2 separate regions of the Homo sapiens genome follow, and region 2 is linked to region 1. The links are chromatin loops, found by intact Hi-C in ENCODE. Cell type or tissue: HepG2. All regions are shown on one strand. Each heading gives the region's core, and the rest is flanking DNA. Links, peaks and the distances in the headings are about the cores only. Region 1 has its middle 68 kb from the start of TBC1D5. Region 2 has its middle 5.2 kb from the start of TBC1D5.

Region 1 (2,916 bases), core at 130-2,629:
GAAAACCACACAACCAGCCAGCATCTTGATTGCAACTTCATGAGAGACTCTGAGCCAGAAGCATGCGGCTAAGCTGTTCCTCATCTCTAAGCCACAGGAACTGTCAGCGAACAATTTTTTTTTTTTTTTTTGAGATGGAGTTTCGCTCTTGTTGCCCAGGCTGGAGTGCAATGGCATGATCTCAGCTCACTGCAACCTCCACCTCCCGGGTTCAAGTGATTCTCCTGCCTCAGCCTCCCGAGTAGCTGGGATTACAGGCATGCACTACCACACCTGGCTAATTTTAAATTTTTAGTAGAGACGGGGTTTCTCCATGTTGGTCAGGCTGATCTCAAACTCCCAACTTCAGGTGATCTGCCCGCCTTGGCCTCCCAAAGTACTGGGATTACAGGCATGAGCCACCGCGTGTGGCCGGCTAACAAATTTTTATTGTCATTTTAAGCCATTAACTTTTGAGGTAGTTTGCTATGCAGCAGGACACTGTGATAGTGGTGAAGATGAGATGTAATATCCCTGCCCTCATGAGGCTTATAGATAACCTATGCTCTAGTCATTCCCTCATTCACCTTATCACAGTCTACCACTTCTCATCAAAAAATTGCCCAAAAAAAATCAATGGGGAGGGATTATTCAATACTTCAGCCTCACAGCTCCTTGACCTCCTCAATTCCTATGATATGGGTCTTTTCTGTTTTAGCAGCTCATTCCTGTGATCATGCTATGGTCTTGTCATGACTCATAACTGGGCCATCTATAAAATTTTCAACTCAAATATATTACTTTTTTACCACAGTGACTAGTTTTCCCACTTGGTTATTTCCCTACTCTAATGTCCTTAAGAGACTCAAGCCTAAAAAGCCTTTTTTTACCCCAATCTACTAACCCCTTCCTGATCTTGTTTCTTTCTTTACTCAAGCCAGATCCCATAGTTCATCACATTAACCGCCTTTCTGCCAATACTCTCACTTACCCTTCCATTGTGTCCCCAGACTTGGATATTTTCCCATCAATATAGCTGGAGCACACCTATGAGTGCCCCACTTATATTATTCAGCATTTGCCTCAATCCCCCAAAGACCGCTAAATACCTGTAACTCTCTTGCTGATATCTTTTAGCTGGCCATGGGTGCAGGCTTAGCCAGACCATGCAGGACAAGTCAGAAGTATTAAGGAGTTAACGCCCCTGGAAGCAGCCCTCAGCCAACAATGGATGAGACGTTATGGAAAATACCATGTTCTGCAACCACAGTTGATTCTTACCATTGATCAGAAACTCTTCTACTTGTGATGGTCCTCTGCTTCTCATTTTCCAGCCAAGGAACGCCCCCCCTCACAGGCCAGTGGGAACTCTTTTAAATTCATTTTCCTATGCTTTTCCCCTGCCTAGAAAAAAATGAAAATTAAAAAAAAAAAAGAAACAGAACAGCCTTTCTTGCCTCCTTTTTCTTACCTCTTTTCTCATCCATTTCAAGGAAAATTTGTCCCTTCTCCTACCTATCTTTCACCTGGATTCTGGATCCCATTTCCTCCCCCTGTACCACTAGAGGTCTCAAATCACCCTTGAACTGACACATGCAATGGAAATTTACCAATTGTCATAGGAACTTACTTCCTTGCAGCATTTGATGTAGTTAATGACTCTCTTCTGAAACTATTTCCTCCTTGGTTTTTATGACATTCTTCTCTTATAATTGTCCCTCTACAGCTCTGAAAACCCCCATTCAGTGTTTCCACTAATCAGACAACTCTAAACATTTCTCTTCAAAGCCCCACTTCTATCCCCATTGCTACTATGCTAGTCCAGAATGCCACCATCTCAAACTGAGTTTACTGAGTGATTCTTCTACCTGCCTTCTCTAGCCCACTTCGCCCTCCTGCCCAAATTGATTCTCTGTCAGGTCAATGCCCAGTTTAAAATCTATCAGTGAATTCTTATTCGTTGGGCCTGATGAATGACAAGGTTGGTAGCAGAGATAAGAGGTACTAAAACTGGTCCCTTCCCTCACTCAGCTCTGCATAGAAGATGTGAGATAAATTTCCACTGGGGAGTTGCTTCCTTGGAGAAATCTACCACAGTTTTGGTAGATTGAATACCACAACATTTTAAATAATCCTATCTGACTTTCTAATGCAGCAGCAACAGAATTATCCTTTTGTCCTGCTATCTTACTCCCCTCTAAGCCCTAAGCCCTGCATATCAGCTGTACCTTTCTGACACTACTACCCCAAGATTGATATTTAACATTACGCTGTTTGTGTCTTTTAAGCCTGCAAGCAGGAATCATGTGCTACACACAAACATAGGTGCAAAAATAATAATGAAAGTTTATCTTTTTCCTTTGATTTTGGCCACGAGGAATCTCAGAATTAAATTTGTTTTTCAACTTAATAACTGTCTAAAGTCCCTATCTGTAGTATCTATAAAATTTTGTTCTTATTTTCCATTTATGTCTTGTTCATAATGTATTTTCTGGATTTGCCCCCTGATGTATTAGTTCTCTATTGCTGCAAACCAGTTTACCACAAGCTTAGAAGCTTAAAACAGCATACCTTTATTATCTTTGTTTCTATGGGTAAGGATTCTGGGTACAACCTAACTGGTTTTGCTGAAGTTCTCACAAAGCTGCAATGAGACCCTGAGCCAAACCAGTTAGATGTCATCCATACAGCATTCCTTTCTGGAGCTCAAGGTCAAGTCGGCGTTGACAGAATTTGGTTCTATGTAGTTGCAGGACTGAGATCTCCTCTTCCTTGCTGGCTGTCAACCAGAGGCTTCTCTCAGCTTTGTGGAGATCTGCATGGTTCCTTGTCACATGCTCCCTCACATATGACAGCTTACCTCTTCAAAGCCAGAAGGAGAGCCTCTCTAGTCTGCAAAGACAGGCACTTTTTTAATATAACATGATTATCCTATCA
Region 2 (2,916 bases), core at 138-2,637, 63 kb after region 1:
TAGATTTCAACTGTTGTAAATAGTTGAAGTGGTTTCTCTTCTCCTGGTTGACTTATGAAATGGTCTACTCTGTTGGGTTGTTACAGGTCCAGCCACACGTAAAGACTGACTAGTTCCCCTATAATCCCGATTCTCAATTATTTCAGAAGAGAAGCTGATTGGTCTCAGTTTGTTTTAGGTTATTGAAGAGAATTGATTGAGGGATAGTGGTTTTTTTTTTTGTTTTTTGTTTTTTTTTTGAGACAGAGTTTCACTCTTGTTGCCCAGGCTGGAGTGCAATGGTGCTATCTTGGCTCACCGCAACCTTCGCCTCTCGGGTTCAAGCGATTCTCCTGCCTCAGCCTCCTGAGTAGCTGGGATTACAGGCATGGCATGCGCCACCAGGCCTGGCTAATTTTGTATTTTTAGTAGAGACGGGGTTTCTCCATGTTGGTCAGGCTGGTCTCGAACTCCGGACCTCAGGTGAGCCGCCCGCCTCGGCTTCCCAAAGTGCTGGGATGATGGTTCTTGTTATGAGCTAGACAAATAACTCTGAAAGTATCTGCTCCAGAAACACAGAATGGTATGGCCGGGTGCGGTGGCTCATGCCTGTAATCCCAGCAGTTTGGAAGGCTGAGGTGGGTGGATCATGAGGTCAAGAGATTGAGACCATCCTGGCCAACATGGTGAAACCCCGTCTCTACTAAAAATACCAAAAATTAGCTGGGTGTGGTGGCAGGCACCTGTAGGTCCCAGCTACATGGGAGGCTGACGCAGGAGAACTGCTTGAACCCGGGAGGTGGAGGTTGCAGTGAGCCGAGATCGTGCCATTGCACTCCAGCCTGGGCAAAAAGAGCAAAACTCCGTCTCAAAAAAAAAAAAGAAACACAGAATGGTGTGTGGGGTATCAAAATGGCCATATTACCCCACAAAACTTTTATTGTTAGCCTCACAATATTTATCACAATATTAATCATTTTTACAGTCAAAATAACTCAAACAATCTTTCTTTTTTTTTTAATTAATTTTTTTTGAGACGAGGTCTCACTGCAGCGTGGACCTGCTGGGCTCAAGTGATCCTCCCACCTCAGTCTCCCAAGTAGCTGGGACTTCAGGTGTGTGCCACCATGCCCAGCTAGTTTTTTGTGTGTGTTTTGTAGAGACAGGGTTTCGCCATGTTGCTCAGGCTGGTCTTGGACTCCTGAGCTCATGCAACCCGCCCACCTCAGCTTCCCAAAGTGCTGGGATTACAGGCGTGAGCCACTGTGCCTGACCTTTCTTATTTTCTTAACAGTGAAATGCTTTAGCTTGTTGTTATCTCTACCTAGGGTTAGCTGCATTTTAATAGATGGCTCTAGGAGATGAAACGTTCTTCAAAACCCAAAACCCAAAAGAATGAAAAGAATTTAGATGTCTTGATATTACTAATAACTGTGACCTGTAGCTATAGTCTGAGGATGAAAAAGGAAGTCCTAGAATGGGGTTGTGTTTCAGTTCAGGTCCTCTGAGAAGCAAATACCACAATGGGACTTACAAAATGAACTGAAACACAACCCCATTCTGGGACTTCCTTTTCATTTACATCAAAGCTTTTGGTGTACAAAAGCTTTATTGAGAGAACACCAATAAAGGGAAAAAAGCAGGAGCTGGACTTTGTGTGTGTGGGCAGAGGTGAAGACTTCAGACCACAATGCAGGTCTGTAACCTGGGAAAGCTAAGGGGAAAGGATAGAAGAGTTGTTAAGAAGAGTTTTAGACTGTGGCACAGTTCTAAGAAAGTTTTGGCCATGCCACTGGGGAATCCTTGAGCCAAAGCTGCCTGTTAGAGGAATCCTCCTTTGGCCTTCACTAATACCCCTGCCGCAATCAATCATCGAGTGGGAGTAGCCCAGGAGAAGTGTGGCCTCAGCATGAACTTGGTAGTGGATCCAGTGGGGCAGCTGCTGAGGCCGAAGGTCAACTATGTTCTTGCAGCAGGAGATCTGAGTCGGGCATTTCCATGGATGATGCAGAGGGTAGCACGCCAGCTCCACGCACAGCCCATGCTTACCACAACCCTTTCACTTCCCACTGGACAATCCCATACTGTAGGCTGTACATCTTATTATCATGTCAGTCTATGCCACCATAGCAATTTCAGGATCTAATGATGGCCAGTTTACCTGGGTGAGTTGAATGGAGTGGAGGAGAAAAGAGCCAGGAGAAGGGATGTGGATGGTGGCCTGATCACAGTAGTCCCAGGCTGAGTGTCCATATCGCCAGAGGCCTGGGAGAGAGCTGATCCTTGCCAAGAGACTTTAAGAACATTCGTGTTATTTTCTGCTTCATTTTCCGCCATGTCCCAAGACAGAGAATGCACATAGATGTCGAAGCAGAGAATCAACTAGCACACAAGCTGCTGCAAAACCAAGTGTCAAAATTTATTTTTAATTAATTAATTTATTTATTTATTTATTTATTTTGAGATGGAGTCTTGCTCTGTCACCCAGGCTGGAGTGCAGTGGCGCGATCTCAGCTCACTGCAAGCTCCACCTCTCGGGTTCATGCCATTCTCCTGCCTCAGCCTCCCAAGTAGCTGGGACTACTTGGTGCCTGCCCGCCACTATGCCCAGCTAATTTTTTTGTATTTTTAGTGGAGACAGGGTTTCACCGTGTTAGCCAGGGTGGTCTCGATCTCCCGACCTCATGATTCACCCGCCTCGGCCTCCCAAAGTGCCGGGATTACAGGCGTGAGCCACCGTGCCCAGCCCCACAATTATTTTTTTAATGCTGAAGTTAGTTCAAATTTAATTTTTCTGCCTTAAACTCAAATTCTATTATAACTAACAAAACTGAAAATGAATTTTTATACAAAGTTTGTATTTTAAGGAGTTATTAATCATCAGCTTGATTACTTTTGTTTCTTTTTCCTAGATTACATTGCAGGCCACTCTCTGCC

Evidence for each region. A loop is a pair of places that touch in the nucleus more often than their neighbours do. Peaks named below come from ENCODE experiments on the same cell type or tissue, not always from the same donor. Only the 100,000 strongest peaks of a DNase experiment are listed, where the experiment ranks them.
Region 2: a loop joins it to region 1, with 6 times the contacts of the local background. A loop is called at or near these places in 2 of 110 quality-filtered maps.

The regions. Positions count from the first base shown.
Region 1 is chr3:17,809,657-17,812,572 of GRCh38, reverse strand. No RefSeq gene overlaps it. Among named protein-coding and RNA genes, the nearest start is that of TBC1D5, 68 kb to the right of the region's middle. In HepG2, for the core only: a CTCF peak has its summit at 1,547; no DNase peak of the experiment used is centred there; H3K27me3 peaks cover 579 bases.
Region 2 is chr3:17,746,335-17,749,250 of GRCh38, reverse strand. No RefSeq gene overlaps it. Among named protein-coding and RNA genes, the nearest start is that of TBC1D5, 5.2 kb to the right of the region's middle. RefSeq lists a silencer at 1,405-1,524 and an enhancer at 1,895-2,064. In HepG2, for the core only: no CTCF peak of the experiment used is centred there; DNase peaks (open chromatin) are centred at 1,210 and 1,560; H3K4me3 peaks cover 663 bases.